2 separate regions of the Homo sapiens genome follow, and region 1 is linked to region 2. A link is an interaction called in ENCODE POLR2A ChIA-PET data of the cell type or tissue named here. Cell type or tissue: Panc1. All regions are shown on one strand. Links, peaks and the distances in the headings refer to the core of each region. The heading gives the core; the rest is flanking DNA.

Region 1 (4,363 bases), core at 364-4,363, 94 kb after region 2:
CCGAGGCATCCGAGGTGAGAGCCAGGTCCTCTTCCCTTCCCCCTGGAGGACCACTCAGGACATCATTCCTGCCCAGCTCCCACCCCACCTCCCTGCCCAGGAACCACCCTCCTCCTGGCATTTGTCCAGGACATGACTGCCCAAAGTCTCCTGGGTGGCAGGGAGGGAAGGGGTCTGTCTGTCCAGCTGTCTGTGGGTCAGATGGGCCGGGCATCTGCCCTCTGCCTTTCGGGAGATACAGCCCAAGGCCTGGTCACTGTGCCCATCTTCCACCCAGGCCTCTCCCTCACCTACCTGTGCCAATGAGGGGACGTGGGGGTTAGCTGCTGGGACAGCTGGGGCCACAGCAAGGGGCTGGGGCAGCCTACACTTGGCACCTTTCCTTGGAGCCCCATGTGCTTTGTTCACTTTGAGACCTGACTGTCCCCTCAGCTACGGGGCAGAGCAAGTAGGGACCACAGAAGGAGGCTGACTGCAACCCCAGGGGCTGGTGCCCACAGCCAGTGAGGGCCAGCTCCCAGGCTGGGCTAGCAGCCAGTGGGCCAGGAGCATTGCTGGGGACCCAGAGGATACCTGGCGCCACAGGTCCTGGGACACGCAGGAGTCTGCTAGATCCTGGTGCTCTCTAAGCTATGGACTCTGCGGGGATGCAGGTGAAAGCTGTAGCTGCCAGCCCCCTCCATACTCCCTGTCCCCCAGGAACCTCCCAGTACAGGCAGGGATGCGGAGGGTCGGCAGGTCAACGGCTTTCTGGTAGGGGCAGCAGTCCTGGCACCCACTGTGTCACCACTGTCACCTCCCACAAATCCTGCCCGGCCACTTATGTGAGGCAGGGCCCCCTCGGGACTACCCCAGAGTATACCACCAAGCTCCATCCCCCTGCCCCAGCCTCTCTGCCTGAAGCCCAGCAGGCCTCCAAGGATGGGACTGTCTGTGCCTCCTGCCCCACCCTGTGCCGTGACCCCATGCCCTGCCCCAGGTGGCCTGGAGTGGCTGAAGCAGAAGCTCTTCCGCCTGGGCGAGGACTGGTACTTCCTGATGACCCTCGGGGTGCTCATGGCCCTGGTCAGCTGTGCCATGGACTTGGCTGTTGAGAGTGTGGTCCGAGGTAACCCCTCCATGGCAGGTGCTGCTCTGGGCCAAGGGATTCTGAGCTCTCTCTGGGGATGCCAGGTGGATGTCGCCAGGTGCAGCGGAGGTTGGGGGGGGTGCTCTGGGTGGGGATCTGGTCCTGGCTTTACTCCTGACTTGCTCTGTGATCCTGGGCAGGCTCCTGCCCCTCTCTGGGCCTCAGTCATCTCATTTGCACAAGGGAGAGAGGCCTGAATGTTCCCAAGAGCTCTTCCTCCTCTGAGCTCTCTGCCTCCTCTTCCAGCCACCCTGTTTCTTCTCCTTCCCTCCTCCATGCCCTGGGGCAGAGTGGGGGCACTTCCCTATAACACTAAGCTTGGTGCTTCCTCCCCATCCCACCCCATCCCTCAGCAGCCTGCCTCCACCCTGAGGCCTCCCTGGAAGAGGGGGTGTGGGCAGGAAGGGTCTAAGACACTTTCTCTGGAGACCCTCAGCTGCCAGAAGCAGCACCTACTATGGTGTTACGGTGTTTGGTGCTTCACACCTGTGTCATGTAGTTCTCAGTGGCCCTTTAGTCTTTAACGTCTTTAGTCTTCAATGAGCCTGTGAGGAAGAGCCCATCACGAGCCCACTTGGCAGATGGGGAAACTGAGGCTCAGAGAGGCTGAGTGGCTTGCCCAAGGTCACTCAGCTAGGCAGTGGTAAACCTGGGATATGGACCCAGGGTCGTACTCCTGCCTCTTCTTGGGGGTCTGCACCTCACTGTGTGGCCTGGTCCTCCCCTCTTCGTGACTCCATTTCCTGGTCAGTAAGTGGGCACCACAGCGTCTGGCCCCGAGGGCTGCAGAGGCTGTGGGTGCCTCCCTGATACCCGGCTGTCCCCAGCGCACCAGTGGCTGTACAGGGAGATTGGGGACAGCCACCTGCTCCGGTATCTCTCCTGGACTGTGTACCCTGTGGCCCTCGTCTCTTTCTCTTCAGGCTTCTCTCAGAGCATCACACCCTCCTCTGGAGGTGAGTCCACAGTCGCTACGCCAGTCCCCACTGGCCAAAACCTTCTCAGATCCCAGGGGGGAGTCGGGAAGGGGCAGCCTCATTTCACAGACAAAGGCCCAGGAAGAGTCATGTGGCTTGCCCAAAGGGACACAGCAAGAAGGCCAGATCTTGACTTTTGGGTCACTGCTGGCCCTACCTGCTTTCCAGGGGCTCCGCTGGGACTTGATGGGAGGCCTGGTGGGAGGATCTTCTGCGAAGCCTGTTCCAGTGGCCAGTGCCAGGGAGGGGCCAGTGGAGGAGGCACAGCTCCCCCAGGCCGCTCAGCCCTGCCTCCTGCTCCAGGCCAGCAGAGGGGAGCTCAAAGCTCACTCAGTGGTGGCCTGAGATTTCATCCGGGCTTCCCCTATCCTGCCACAGCCTTCTGCCAGGCCTGGCGGGAGGAACGTGAACAACTCACATTCCCTCTGTGATGCTCGGTGTCCAAATCTGCTAAATGAGTTTAAGGACCTTACCCTAGGCTGGGTGCAGTGACTCATGCCTGTAATCCCAGCACTTTAGGAGGCTGAGGCAGGAGGATCACTTGTGCCTAGAGTTTGAGACCAGCCTGGGCAACACAGGGAGACCCTGTCTCTACAACAAATAGAAAAAAATCAGCTGGGCATGATTGCATGTGCCCGTGGTCCGAGCTACTCAGGAGGCTGAGGCGGGAGGACTGCTTGACCTGGGGAATTTGATCCTGCACTGAGCAGTGTTTGCACCACTGTACTCCAGTCTGGGGGATAGAGTGAGACCCCTGTCTGAAACAAACAAACAAACAAACAAACAAACAAACAAAGGAATCCTAACCCAGCTGGGCACACTGGCTCATACCTATAATCCCAGCACTTTGGGAGGCGGAAGTGGACAGATCGTTTGAGGTCAGGAGTTCTAGAGCAGCCCGGGCAACATAGCTAGACTCCATCTCTTTAGAAAAATAAGGTGGGCGAAGTGGTCTCCACCTATAGTCCCAGCTATTCAGGAGGCTGACGCAGGAGGATAACTTGAGCCCTGGCAACTGAGGCTGCTGTAAGCTATGATCCTACCACTGTACTCCAGCCTGGCCAACAGAGCAAGATCTTGTCCCCAAAGGAAAATAATCCTAACTTCAGAGGGTTCTGCTGATCTGGCGAGATCGTAATGTGAAAACATCACACAGGTAGAGTGTTGAGATTTTTAACCTAGAGATTGTCCCCCTCCTGGCCCTGCCCACCCCCGCCAAGGTTCTGGAATCCCGGAGGTGAAGACCATGTTGGCGGGTGTGGTCTTGGAGGACTACCTGGATATCAAGAACTTTGGGGCCAAAGTGGTGGGCCTCTCCTGCACCCTGGCCTGTGGCAGCACCCTCTTCCTCGGGAAAGTGGTATGGGCAGGGGTGAGGGCATCCCAACCACCCTACCCACCCCAGCCACCCCAGTCTCACCCCCATCACCCCACGAAAGCTGCGTCAGAGGGGACTTGGGCTGGTCCCTGCCTTCCAGGAACTCAGTCTTGGGGGAAGAGGCAGGCCAGGTCCCCGGAGTGTGACAAAAGCCATCTGAGGACGGCCGTGGGGGCTTGGGAGATGGAGGAGGGGGTGTTGGGGGGAAGCCGTGCTGACTCTGGGTGAGACCGTCTCTGCTGCCCTCACCTGGGCCCTGGGCCCACCCTTCTCTCTGCAGGGCCCTTTCGTGCACCTGTCTGTGATGATGGCTGCCTACCTGGGCCGTGTGCGCACCACGACCATCGGGGAGCCTGAGGTTAGGGACTCGGGGGCTTCCTTGGAGAAATGGGAGTGGGGAGGGAGGGGGCTGACTCTGAGCCCTGGACTCGGATCCCCCAGAACAAGAGCAAGCAAAACGAAATGCTGGTGGCAGCGGCGGCAGTGGGCGTGGCCACAGTCTTTGCAGCTCCCTTCAGCGGTGAGACCCCTTCATGCCCCGCCCCCTGGGTCCCTCAAGCTCCTCCCCTCACACCCTGGGCTCCTTCGGCCCAGCTGAGAGCCTGGAGGAGGGGGTGGGGCTCATTCTAGTTCTCACTTCAGCCCCGCCTTGGGCACAGCCACCGCCCCCCACCGGGGGGAGGGGGGGCGGGTGACTTGATTGGCGGTGCTAAGAGGCTTCAGTGTAACATTATACAGACTTGGGTTTGAAATCCACGTATGACCCTGGCCCGTTGGCCTCTCTGAGCCCGGCTTCCTCCTCTACAAAATGGAGATCGCAACCGTCCCCACCCGATAGCGAGAGGGCGCACACCCGCATTCCAGGCTGGACGGGTCTCT
Region 2 (4,380 bases), core at 291-4,290:
GCAAGCGCAGCCCCGCCCAGCCATACAGCTGTCCTGGGACTGGATGGATGGATGGATGGGTAAGCTAGATAGATTAGATAAGACACATTCGCTAGATAATAAAATAGTAAAGGCCCCAAGGACAGGGTGGGTGGTGGCCCAGCCCCCCACATACCACCACCCGCCAAGAGAGCAGCTGTGTGCCCATGAGCAACATTTTCCACCGTGCTGACTGCACTTTTCCAATGCAAGATGCCCGCCCAGAAGTGGGCTCCTCCCACACACGGGTGTTAGGAGGAGAAACAGAGGCGTCTATAATCCTCTGAGGCTGCCCCAGCAGAGAAACGCACCAAAAGGGAAGAAAACAGGAGAAATGATAAGAAGGGGGGAGGAAGAAGTGAAGATGGGCAAAGTAAGGGAAGGAAAGGAGAGAGAAGAAGGAAGGAAGGAAGGGAGAGAGGGAGGGAGGGAGGGGCCCTGTACCCACAGAGAGATCAGCAGCAGCTGAAATGCGCTTACCAGTACAATCTGGGACTGGCCTCCCAGGGGTGCAAGAGCAGCTCGAGGGGGCCAGGAGGGGGCGGACTAAGTGCTAAATGGTGTTACCCGCAGAACTGTGTCACTGTGGACTTTACAACCGAAGCCCCACCCTCACAGGGCAAGTGGAGCTCAGGGTCCCCCAGGCTGTTCCCCAGCCGGGAAGCTTTAACAGCCCCTCTCTCAAGGCCCGTGGCGAGACGGAGGCATGGCCGGCTGGGTCCTTCCCTCTGAGGGGCTGAGCTAGAACTAGGCAGTCCCCCACCTCCAACCCACGTGAACTGCTCTGGAGGGATCACCAGCCTGTATCCTAGTTCCCCTCTTATCTATTCCTCAGCGACAGGAACCCAGCAGGACGGCCAGGCTTGGAGGGACATAGGAAAAGGGTTTGGGAGCGAAGGGGTGTGCAGGTCCTAGGAACATATCCCCTCCTAAGTACGTGCTAGGAGGTGCTGTCTGGGGAGACGTTAACCACAGTAATCAGATCAACAGCCAGCTGCTCCCCATCGCCCCCAGATGTGCGGGAACACAGGGTGAAGAAATACTGTTCCCACCAGGCAGCCTGCCCCACCCCACCCTTGGAATACGGTGCCCATCGCTCAAGCACAAGTGTCAAGGTCTGTGGTCTTGTCTTCACCTTGCGTGATGGGCGATAAATATGTGCACTAGTTAAAGCAACTTCTAAGGAAGATCCTAAAACCTTAGAACCATAGAAAATGCCAACAGAACGAGACCACAGAGCCCAGCAGCCCAGAGTCCTCATTTTAGATGCAGACTGACCTGACCCCCACTCACAAAGTCTTAGCTGCAATCGGGCACCTTTTCCCAACACCTCTAGTCACTCAGTTTTTCTCCCTCACCTCAGGTGTCAGAGCTGGGATGCTGTCCTGATGACCAAAAGCTTAGGTGGACACAGAGCCCTGGGCTCCCTCACGAGGAATTCACTGGGGAACAAAAAAGTGAGGCACTGAGGACACCTGCAGTGTGAGTCCGGACAGGCACACTGACACAGCGGAACAGACGCGGCAGAACCGACACGGCGGAACGGACGCGGATGATGCAGAGCCCCTCTCAGGATGGCCAGCCATTCCTCCCCTGCCAGGGCCCACCACGCCTCCCATGGAGAGACGGTGTCTGTTTCCCTCCTGTCGGAATCTGGATGGCCCAGAGACGACTCTGACATCAGGATGCTGGGACTGTGCCAATTCCAGACCTAAACCTAAAGAAGCCTGGAAGATTCTGCTGTGGCTCCTGGGAATCCAGTCACCGAGCTGGAGGAAAGTCCAAGCTCCCGTGTGAGTGGGAGACACATGGAGGGGCTCTGGGGAGAGGGCACATGGAGAAGAGCAGAGAGGCCACTGACAGCACCAATGCTCTGTGGCGAGGGACACACTTTCCTGGACCTCCCAGCCCAGCTGTGCGCTGCTGCACGCACGGCCTCAACCAACACCTCGGGGAGCAAGCGACTGCCTGTCCACCCATCCAACTAAGAAAGACTGACTCACCGATGACTTATGCCACTGGGTTTTGGGGTGCTGTGCTGTGCAGCAGGAGATAACTGAGACGGACGGTAAAACCAGGAAGAAAAGGAAGTGATTCAGCCAAAGGTTCAGGATGACGGTTCTCTCTGGATGGGGGAGGGTAAGCAGGGGACTTCTGAGATCCTAGAAGAGTTCTCTTTCTTTACTTGGAGTCCCCTGGATTTATTACTTAAACTAAATGTGTATATTTCATATACATTTACATGAAAACATTCCAATTATTTAAAAAAATGTATTTTTTTTTTTTTGTAGAAGCAGGATTTCACCATGTTGCCCAGGCTGGTCTCAAACTCCTGGGCTCAAGCAATCTGCCTACCTTGGCCTTCTAAAGTGCTGGGATTACAGGCGTGTGCTACTGCACCCAGCCATTTTTCAAAAATTTTAATAAGAAAAAAGTGAGGTTCAGTTGCCAGACTTGATCCAGTCATGGCACAGAGTGTGCTGGCCAAGGCTGGGTTGCTCCCAACCACACTCCCGGCCATGCTCACCAGGGCTGCCTTGAGGCCCAGCGTGGCAGCGAGGGTCAGAGGAGCTAAGAGAGCCGCCAAGGCTCCTGCGGGTGGGATTTGGAAGGGCTGGCCCCAGAAAGCACAACCCATTGCATCTGTCTTGCAGTCCCAAAGCACCACAGACTGCTGAGTAAGCCAGGTTTCTGTTTGGGCCGTGAAATCCACTCTGGTGCCAAGTTCCATACTGCTGCCTCCACGACGCAGGGATTCCAGTGGCGGCTGAGCCCCATGGAAGCAGCAGAGCCTCCCGGGACAGGCCAAGCAGGACCTGGATCTGGGTTCCACCAGCCACCCGCAGGTGATCTCCAGCAAAGCTTCTCCAATGGCCAACAGGGCTAATGGTATGACTTCCTTTGTGACAGGATTAAATTAAGTAACATAGGTCAAGACCCTGTACAGAGCCTGGCATATCGTGAGCATGCAACAAACTACTGTTGCCAGGAAGCAGAGATGCAGATGATAGTTTCATTTTTTTAGGCCAAAGTCTTTATCAGATGGTTTCTATATACCCCTTTGCACTGGGCACATGGGGTACTTGACCTTGTTAAGAGGTGTAATCATAACCCATCACTCCTAAATGCAATCTGGAAGAATTCCAGAGCACAATTAGCATGAAGACAGGGAGGAAGTGATGGGAGGGGCACTGAGTGGAGAGACATCTAGAGCTATTGTCTCTGCCAGGAGGCACTTTATATTGAACAACTGTTCTGTTAAACCCCAAGAGTGCTCCCAGACAAAGGCTGGAGTGCATGCCCAGAGTGCTAAGTGGCCCCAGAGAGCACAGCTCCATGTCAGAGTCAAATGGGCACCTGTCAAACATGAAATGTTACCCAGGTTATTAGTATGCACTAAACTACCTGCAGGGTTTCCAAACTGCCACAAAGGGAAGCCATTAAGCCAGGAAGCAACTGGCCTACCATAGGGAGACACTGATCTTTACAAACAACAGTCCCCGGCTCCCAGAACAAGCTGCTCCCAGCTCTGAGCCTTGACATGAGCCATCTTGTGTCCAGGTGCTTGAGGAACCTAAGGGCAGGTGAGAAGGATCACCATTTGGCTTCCAGTTGCTCAGCATTCTTGATTTTCTAGAAATACAGGTGGATCAACATAAACTTCCAAAGGAGCCAGGCACGGTGGCTCACACCTGTAATCCCAGCACTTTAGGAGGCCGAGGCAGGACTGTGGGAGGTCTGAGACAAGCCTAGGCAACATGGTGAAACCCTGTCTCTACAAAAGAAATTTTAAAATTACCTGAGTGTGGTGGCACACACCTGTGGTTCCAGCCACTCGGGAGGCTGAGACAGGAGGACAGATTAAGCCAGGAGGTCGAGGCTGCAGTTAGCTGTGATTGTGCCACTGCACTCCAGCCTGGGCAATGGAGCAAGACCCTATCTCAAAAAAACAAATAAAAAACTTCTGGCCAGGTGCGGTGGCTCACGCCTATAATCCCAGCACTTTGGGAGGCCGAGGCTGGCGGATCACTTGAGGTCAGGAGTTTGAGGCCAGCCTGGCCAACATGGCAAAGCCCATTTCTACTAAAAATACAAAAATTAGCTGGGTGTGGTGGTGCGCACCTGTAGTCCCGGCTACTCGGGAGGCTGAGGCAGGAGAATCACTTGAACCCGGGAGGCGGAGGTAACAGTGAGCCAAGATCACACCACTGCACTCCAGCCTGGGCCACAGAGTGAGACTCTGTCTCCAAAAACAAACAAACAAACAAACAAATGAAAACTTCCAAGGAAATGGAAGTTCACACCAGGCCAGGCTTGTGAGCATGAAACCTACCTGCCCAACCCCACCAACCACCCCAGTTT

Evidence for each region. ChIA-PET counts read pairs that join two places held together with the same protein. Peaks named below come from ENCODE experiments on the same cell type or tissue, not always from the same donor. Only the 100,000 strongest peaks of a DNase experiment are listed, where the experiment ranks them.
Region 1: POLR2A ChIA-PET joins it to region 2 with 5 read pairs; 2 of 35 experiments call an interaction of 5 or more read pairs at or near these places.

The regions. Positions count from the first base shown.
Region 1 is chr1:16,044,579-16,048,941 of GRCh38, forward strand. CLCNKB (chloride voltage-gated channel Kb) reads left to right here. Exons shown (of 20, transcript NM_000085.5): 2 at 1-14; 3 at 980-1,108; 4 at 1,957-2,085; 5 at 3,327-3,466; 6 at 3,765-3,842; 7 at 3,926-4,004. Among named protein-coding and RNA genes, the nearest start is that of CLCNKB, 3.0 kb to the left of the region's middle. RefSeq lists enhancers at 3,163-4,066, 4,067-4,363. In Panc1, for the core only: no CTCF peak of the experiment used is centred there; no DNase peak of the experiment used is centred there; H3K4me3 peaks cover 324 bases.
Region 2 is chr1:15,950,889-15,955,268 of GRCh38, forward strand. All of the region lies in intron 2 of ZBTB17 (zinc finger and BTB domain containing 17), which reads right to left. It overlaps LOC124903855 (a long non-coding RNA gene), which reads left to right. Exons shown (of 3, transcript XR_007065486.1): 2 at 1,382-2,157; 3 at 2,673-4,380. Among named protein-coding and RNA genes, the nearest start is that of ZBTB17, 23 kb to the right of the region's middle. RefSeq lists enhancers at 215-264, 1,508-2,707. In Panc1, for the core only: no CTCF peak of the experiment used is centred there; a DNase peak (open chromatin) is centred at 2,083; H3K27ac peaks cover 1,134 bases.